Regions from separate parts of the Homo sapiens genome. Here regions 2 and 3 are each linked to region 1. Evidence: read pairs that join two places in POLR2A ChIA-PET (ENCODE). Cell type or tissue: CD4-positive, alpha-beta T cell. All regions are shown on one strand.

Region 1 (2,500 bases):
ATAGCACATCCTTAACTTTCTTGCCTTGCACAGGCTCAGTGAGGAGAAAGAGGCAAGGGGAGAAAGAGAGAGGAGAGGGGAGGTGTTAATTAGGATTCTCCAGAATGACAGAACTATTAATAATAGGATATATGTATATATGAAAGGGAGTTTATTAAGGAGAATTGACTCACACTATCACAAGGTAAAGGAAGTCCCATGATAGATCCTCGGCAAGCTGAGGAGGTAGGAAACCAGTGGTGGCTCAGTCTGAGTCCAAAAGCCTCAGAAGTAGGGAAGCCTTCAGTCTGTGGCCAAAGGCCCGAGAGCCCCTGGCAAACCACTGGTGCAAGTCCAAGAGTCCAAAGGTTGAAGAACCTGCAGTCTGATGTCCAAGGGCAGGAAGCATCTAGCACGAGAGAATGATGAAGGACGGAAGACTCAGAAAACCAGCTTATTCCACCTTATTCTGTCTGCTTTGTTTTAGCCACGCGGGGCTGGCAGCCAATTGGATGGTGCCCACGTACATAGAGTGTGGGTCTTCCTCTCTCAGTCCACTGACTCAAATGTTAATCTCCTCTGGCACCCTCACAGACACACCCCAAAACAATACTTTTCCAGTTATCTAGGCATCCTTCAAACTAATCAAGTTGGCATCTAGTATTAACCATCACAGGAGGAGAAAGAGAAGTTTAACTAATGTGTTTATATTAATATTGGCCGTGGTGGTGGTAAGAGCCTACACTCACTGCCAACCAGACAGAAAGTGAGCACTTTACCTGTGGACCATCTAAACCTGACAATCACTCTATGAGGTCTGTACTATTATTGTGTCATTTTAAAGAAGCCAAAAGTAAGATTTAAGGATATTATAGAGTTTACCTAAGGCCATACAGCTACTGAACTTCAGAGGAAGTACTCAGGCAAATGCTTGGCCTATTTAATGATAGTTGGTTGACTTTTGCATTCAGCTTTTTTCTAGATGTGGTTTCCCCAGGGTCTGTCAGAGATCACACCTTGGAGTCACTGAGCAGCTGTGCCATTTAGAAAGCTGTTTACTTCCTGGAGTCAAAATCCTGTCTAACTCACATTTGTTAGTAAGCTCTTTTATTGAATCATGTGAAATTTGAATGATATCAAATTTCATATTGTCCAGAGTATAGAAATTATAGTTTTTAACTGCCTAAATGAAAAAATATGAAATCTGTTATTTGTCTACATTTTTGTATTTTATTAACCACAAAAGCAGGTGTAAATATTTGTAATGAGAATGTGGAGATATGGGTGAGCCAGATTGTTTATTCCATCCATAGTCTACTGAGTAGATTACTTTACATAGAGCTGAGACTCCATGCTACACTTGCTCTACTACAGTCCACCTGAGGATCCAGGACTCACAAATCAGAAACCACTATCCTACAGATGTCACCTTTTTGTTCAGACATGCTTTCCTGTTTAGCGATGGCTAATGTTGCATTCACATCAAATTCCATGCACAGGGCCCTGATGCATGATCCAAAAATTGTCTTAGATTTAGAATGCTATTTGGACACAGAAGGTAATAAAAAGTGGAGCAAAGGGGACAAAAGGAGAAAGTGCAGGGGGAGAGAACAGGGAGTGGCAGGAAGGAGAACTGTATCATACAAAGATTGCAGGATTTTCCACTAGAATGACCAGGTTTGTGTTCACGGGCTAGTAAATTCCTTGAGACGCAGGTTTCTTCTACTGAGGCTAATAACAAAACCTCTTTTAAGGAGTTGTTGTTTGGATTAAATAAGACAAAATGCATAAGGGTGTTTGTTAAATTGGCAAGCCTGGTACACATATTAATTCTCTTCAACCTTAATCTGAGTTCTCAGGGTCATCCAAGGCCAAGTTGATGATTGATTTGGTGCCCAAATTGGATGGAATCTCAATGCATCGGTGTTCAGATATTGGTCTACTTGTTACATGCCTGATTTTCCCACACTAAAGGTTATATTGTAAAAGCTGAAGGGAATCTTAAGTGATAATTTGATTTTGCCTATTTTCTTCATAAGGAAGGTATTATTATCTCCATTCCATCCAAGAGCAACGATGGTCAGGGAAGTTAAATACCATTCAAGGCCTCTGAAGCTTGTGAAACCAGGGGTGGTCTGGACCCAGGTCTGTCTGCTCCTTTGAGGTCTGTGTGCTAGGTGTGGGAACGCGCACTAGATTTACCAGAACACCCTTCAAATGGAATCATTTACAGTAACCTAGCACTCTACATAATATGTAAATTTGTAGCACTTCCTGGACTAGCTGCTTCATTTTACCTGTTTTTACTTTTTTTATTAGCTGCTCAGCAATACTTAACAGGACGGTAGGCAATTTGCAACACTCAGAAAATTCCCATATGTTGGGTTTCCCACCCTACTCTAAGAACAACAACAAAATTTTCTTGTATCTCATTTCACTTGTGAGCACACAAGAGCTATTTTCCTGTATGAGAAGAAGAGTTACAAAACCAGGGCCTAGAAAGAAGTGGTGCTAATATTAC
Region 2 (2,500 bases), 210 kb before region 1:
TCAGGTGATCCACCCTCCTCGGCCTCCCAAAGTGCTGGGATTACAGGCATGAGCCACCGCACCCAGCCTGCCCAATGTCTTAGAGCCTCCGTTATCTCGTTCATATCATAACCTCATAAAGTAGCAGTATGGATCCGATGAAATAATTGATATAAAAATGGCTTCTTTACTGTGAAAAAATGCATATATATGTATATGTCCTCATTTGCTGCTCAACGTCAGAGAGCATGGGTCAGCTTTATACCACACAGCAAACTTGCCTCATCTGTTTCTGGTATAGACTCAAAACTCCATTAATGCCAAGTAACATCTGACGGTGTATGGGTGGAAAGGAGACAGTCTCAGGTGCTGAAAGAAGAGGCGATCAAACTTAATGACAAATTTTGCTGTGTTCTTTATGAATATGCAGAAAGCTTGGGAAATGTCCTTGAATTTATAAAATTAGGTGAAAGGAATGAGATAAGTCTCGACATGTCTGACTTTTCATGCCTATAGGCACCCATTTTTCTGCAGACACATGGGGGCTGTGCATCTTCTTGTTCTGCTGGGTCTTAGAATTGTGGAAATGCAGCCTCCCACAACTCACGGGGCATTGAAGAGACCCTGACTCTCTTCCAATGTTTAGGGAGGAAACTGAGCTCCTGAGAAAGGACTGAAGAATCCAAGCTAGAGAGAGTTAGAGGAACAAAGAGTCTACAAGTTTGAGCTTCAGCTCTCAACAGGGCCTTTCACCTCCCTGCTACCTGGGGGCTCTGTCTTAGCTGTCACAGTGCAGCCAGCACTGTCAATGATCTATCAATTGGCAGCTCTCTTATGTTTTGGTCTGGAGCCACTTTAGATGTGATGAACAAGATTAATTTTGAAAAATAATGCTGTGTTCCAATAAAAATGGCTCATGTACTGTCAAGACCAATTGGAGTCCTTTTTTTTTTTTTTTGCCTTAGTAGGGAGAAAAGGTATTCCATGTCGTAAGTTACATGTTAAATTAGTAACAATGGTTAATTTTAACAATCATTGTCTAAAGCTGAATAGGATGCAGATATTTATTGATGCCACTTTCTGTTCTGGTAGTAATTTTGTATTACTGATGTACTCTTGCAAGTAGTCAGGCAATTTTGACTTGTTAAAATAATTTTAAAAACACAGAAAGAAGGACAGTTGACAATTTAACAAGATGAAAGATGGTTTTAAGTTTAGGATCAGGCAATAAGAAACACAAAATACATGAAACCCTTACTCCTTTGTTTGCTGGTGCAGGTTTGAGGTCTCTGCTGTTAGGCAGGAAAGGGTGGGAACTCTCCTCCACCCTTCCCCTTCCTGCCCCTCCACTGACTGAACAGGCAAAAGAACATCAGGACGACTCATACCGAAAGCCGGGGGTGCTGGGGCCTTGCAAACCAGGTCACCTGACAGAGCTTTTGCTTCTATGAGCCTGGATGAAACCAGCTATACAATAAAGCCAATAAAAAGAAAAGAAGATGCCTTAGTGCCACATAAATTTGGCAGAAGTGAACATCTCACTGATTAAAAATACATTTTAAATAGAAGAATTATATGGCATGTGAATTATATCTCAGTCAAGCAGTTGTGAAATATATAACACCCCCTGCTTACACACACATGCAACTACTACATCACATGCAGGCACTTGGCCTCTCTGCCTATCAAAAGTAGCTTGCATTTGTACAGCTCCTTGCAATTTACACAGGGCCTTCATACGCCAGTGGTTTCACACTTAGGAATTGAACAGAGAAGTAGGAAAAAGGAAACAGAGAGTTTACCCTTACAAGATAATTGATGTTCCTAAGGTCATACAGTGAATGAATGTCAGAGACAGAGCTTGAGTTTTAATCCCAGTATTCTTTACACCACCTCCCTATCAGTGTCTCCGTGGAGGTGAGGGCATGGGCTTTGCAACATTTTAATTTCTCAAGGTTACCATGAACTCTAATAGTAAGGAGGGAATGCTAGGAAGAAGAGAAAACTTATGTCTTGGAGGGAAATTCTAAATAGATGTTTTCTATTAAGTTCTAGAAATATATTCAACACAATTGAAAAAAATTGTGGAATCTCTATTATCTGTCAAGTCTATGCCGTCCTCATTTACTCTCCATGTAAAATTAGTGGATTTCTGAGGATCCTGCATAAGCCTAATATTTAATGAATTTAGATTTCTTAAGGAATCAAAATTTTGTATTGGTGAATTAGAACATGACCAGAAGTCAACCAAAGTCTCTCCCTGAGGGAAAGAGTAACTGAAGCTTGAATAATGTGTGGACTCAGGAAGTCAGGGGAAGGCACTGCTGCTGAGAAGATGAATGTATACAAATCTATGAACTAAAGAATTCAAGAAATGAGTTACCAGACCGAGGTGTGTGCAAGAACATTCTGGAAGGGGGCAAATGGGACACAAAGTTGACATCAGACAACTTGGAATTGAAAAGGGAATTAGAGAATTGGCAACTGGCAGAAAGCTTTCAAATGAAGGACATAGGGCCTG
Region 3 (2,500 bases), 220 kb before region 1:
TCAATAGGTGAAAATAAAAAGAAATGGGGTGGAAGTAATTACGAATCAGCTCCTAATTAAGAAATAAACAATGTGTTTCTCTTTCCTCTCCCTAAATTCAGTTGTTTCCCAGGCATTCGCCCCATGTGTGGACTGCAGGGATAATGTGTCTCTGGACAGAAGTCTCTCTCGTTTGACTGCTGTGGATTCCCGCAGACTCTAGAACACCAGTCTCCCTCCTCTCCTGGCCATCCTGCAGGGAGCCACCCTTGTAGTCTTTCTAGAACCCACATGTCATGCTCATGCTGAATAACACCCATGAGTTCTCCAGTGTCATCAAGATGAAATCCAAGCTCCAGTGCATGGCCCTCTGCCCTCCGGACCGGGCCTGACTCTCCTCCTTTCTCTCCCCACATCAATCCAGGGCTCCCTGGAATCACCATGCTGCTTTTGTCTTTCTGCCTCAGCCTGGGCTGCAGCTTTAGCCAGGACACGTTCTCTGCCTTTTTCTTATTCATTTACCAGGAAAACTTCTAGTTTCCTTGAAGACTCACTTCAAGGCTCTCTTTCTCCTGGAAACTTGGTTTCCTCCCAGACAGAATTCACTGCTCTTCGTCTGAGATCCTGTAACACCTTACACATATCACCATCTTGGCTCCAACCTCCTGGCTTTGTAATTATTCCTGATTTGTCTCTCCCAGTAGCCCACTATCCTCAAGGAGAAGGCCGAGGCTTATTCTTGGTTGAGTTCCCAGTTACATGTTAACGTGTGAATGAGTGAATGAATGCACCTTGAATGCCTCCATCCTTTCCAAAGACATTGGAAATGTCTCTCCTCTGAGAGAATTCTTGCCTCACGTGTGAATCAGAGCCTGACAAATCATTTATTTCTTCGGCCTGGCATCCTACCTACCGAATGGCATGGGCTTGCTCTTGCAGCCCCAAGCAGAAGCTCTTTTGTCCACACTTCCTTTCTTGTTGTTTTAGCTTCCTTTCCCTTCACTGCTAGACTGTGAGCTTTTTAAGGGCGGGGCCACATCCTGCTCATTTACACCCTTGCGTCCCAGCATCTAGCCTGGTGACAGAGCAGAACGTGGCTCTCCTTCAGACCAAGCTTACTCTCGTCTTTAAATTGTTGCAGAAGGACAAGGGAGCAGACTAAAAGGAGCCAGAGATGAAATGGTACGCTTGCCTCTTCCATCATCAGATGTTGTGAACTGACAACGTAAATATTCAGGCACCTCCAGCATCTCTTGCCCAGCTGCTCTCTGCCTAGTGCAGGTGACCCAGTCCAACTCCTCTCAATTTGCCTGCCTTTCCGCTCTCTCTTTCATCTTCTTCTTCCTTTTCTAAAAGCAGGCACTGCAATAAATTAAACTTTCATGGTTCCATTCCCTCTTTTCCCATTGAGGAACCCTAACATATTTCCTTAAGGAAATACTTTGGAAATTGTAATTGAAACACAATAATTCATAACGGAAGCGGGAGGAGGAGAGTAATAGATTTAGCTCTTGTTTCTGGTGGCAGACATGTTAATTACATTTTCTATTTCCTCTCATTACCAGGGAGCATGTCTCCAACAGGCCAGCCTGCTACTCTCCCTCCTCTCCAGCCAGCCCCACCCTGCTTCACACCCTCAGTGGGCCTGGAGGCAAGTGGAATGCACAACTGACCATGTCACTGTTTTGTTCTGAGCTCCTTGGAAGAGTTACAACCCAGCAACTCAGGTCCAGTTTCCTTAGTGGGAATCAGAGAGCCCCAAACTCTACTCTCCTACCTTAAGGGACAGCCAGACTGAGATCTCTGAATTCACATAGCCTCTTCTTGCTTCTGGGAGTCTCCATATGCCACCGAGGCCCCCGTTTCCCCTGGAGTGAGTCAGGAGGACCACTACTGCCTACCTGCTTGTGCATCTGCCAGTAACACCTGCTCCCCTATCTGTCCTGTCTCACTGCCCTTTCTAGTAACATTGCCTCGGCCGGAGAAGGCAGAATGTGTGGCTCCTGACTCCTCTGCATTCCTGTTGTCCCTTTCACACTCATGATGCCATAGTATGATTGTCTTTTACTCTCCATCTCTTTATCCCCTGCCTCAACCCCTCCCAGTGACACACAAAAAAGTATGAGAAACTGGAAGCATTGGGAGGGCAGGGCATTTATCAGGAAATTTATCAATTTCTGAACTATGTAGTACAGTGCCTGGTTCAGAACAAATTCTCAACAAAATATTTGAATAATGTACGTCTAGGCAGACTTCTTGGATCGAGACTCTCTGACTAGTGGGTGGGGAGTGGAGTCCTCAGGGTCCTTTTCTGCTGACATAAATCTTCTCTGCGTAGTAAATCCTAGAGCAAGTGTACTTTCTGCAGCTTAGCTGCACAGTCATGTCAGTGCCTGAGCCAAAAGAAACGATGGAAAAATGTGTGCCCCATACATACTTATGAAAATATTCTACCATATTTTGATCCATATAGAAAAAGCTAAAAAAGATTTGAAATTTTATGAAAATGACTTTACAAAAG

What was found. ChIA-PET counts read pairs that join two places held together with the same protein. Peaks named below come from ENCODE experiments on the same cell type or tissue, not always from the same donor. Only the 100,000 strongest peaks of a DNase experiment are listed, where the experiment ranks them.
Region 2: POLR2A ChIA-PET joins it to region 1 with 5 read pairs; 7 of 35 experiments call an interaction of 5 or more read pairs at or near these places.
Region 3: POLR2A ChIA-PET joins it to region 1 with 5 read pairs; 7 of 35 experiments call an interaction of 5 or more read pairs at or near these places.

The regions. Positions count from the first base shown.
Region 1 is chr2:12,708,353-12,710,852 of GRCh38, forward strand. It overlaps LOC124905974 (a long non-coding RNA gene), which reads right to left. Exons shown (of 2, transcript XR_007086222.1): 1 at 174-2,500. Among named protein-coding and RNA genes, the nearest start is that of TRIB2, 7.3 kb to the right of the region's middle. In CD4-positive, alpha-beta T cell, no CTCF peak of the experiment used is centred here; a DNase peak (open chromatin) is centred at 979; H3K27ac peaks cover 2,371 bases.
Region 2 is chr2:12,500,300-12,502,799 of GRCh38, forward strand. All of the region lies in intron 4 of MIR3681HG (MIR3681 host gene), which reads left to right. Among named protein-coding and RNA genes, the nearest start is that of TRIB2, 220 kb to the right of the region's middle. In CD4-positive, alpha-beta T cell, no CTCF peak of the experiment used is centred here; DNase peaks (open chromatin) are centred at 1,352 and 1,651; H3K27ac peaks cover 2,500 bases.
Region 3 is chr2:12,487,536-12,490,035 of GRCh38, forward strand. The region is part of intron 4 of MIR3681HG (MIR3681 host gene); the gene reads left to right. LOC107985853 (a long non-coding RNA gene) reads left to right here. Exons shown (of 3, transcript XR_001739290.3): 3 at 102-2,500. Among named protein-coding and RNA genes, the nearest start is that of TRIB2, 230 kb to the right of the region's middle. In CD4-positive, alpha-beta T cell, no CTCF peak of the experiment used is centred here; a DNase peak (open chromatin) is centred at 1,016; H3K4me3 peaks cover 1,004 bases; H3K27ac peaks cover 2,072 bases.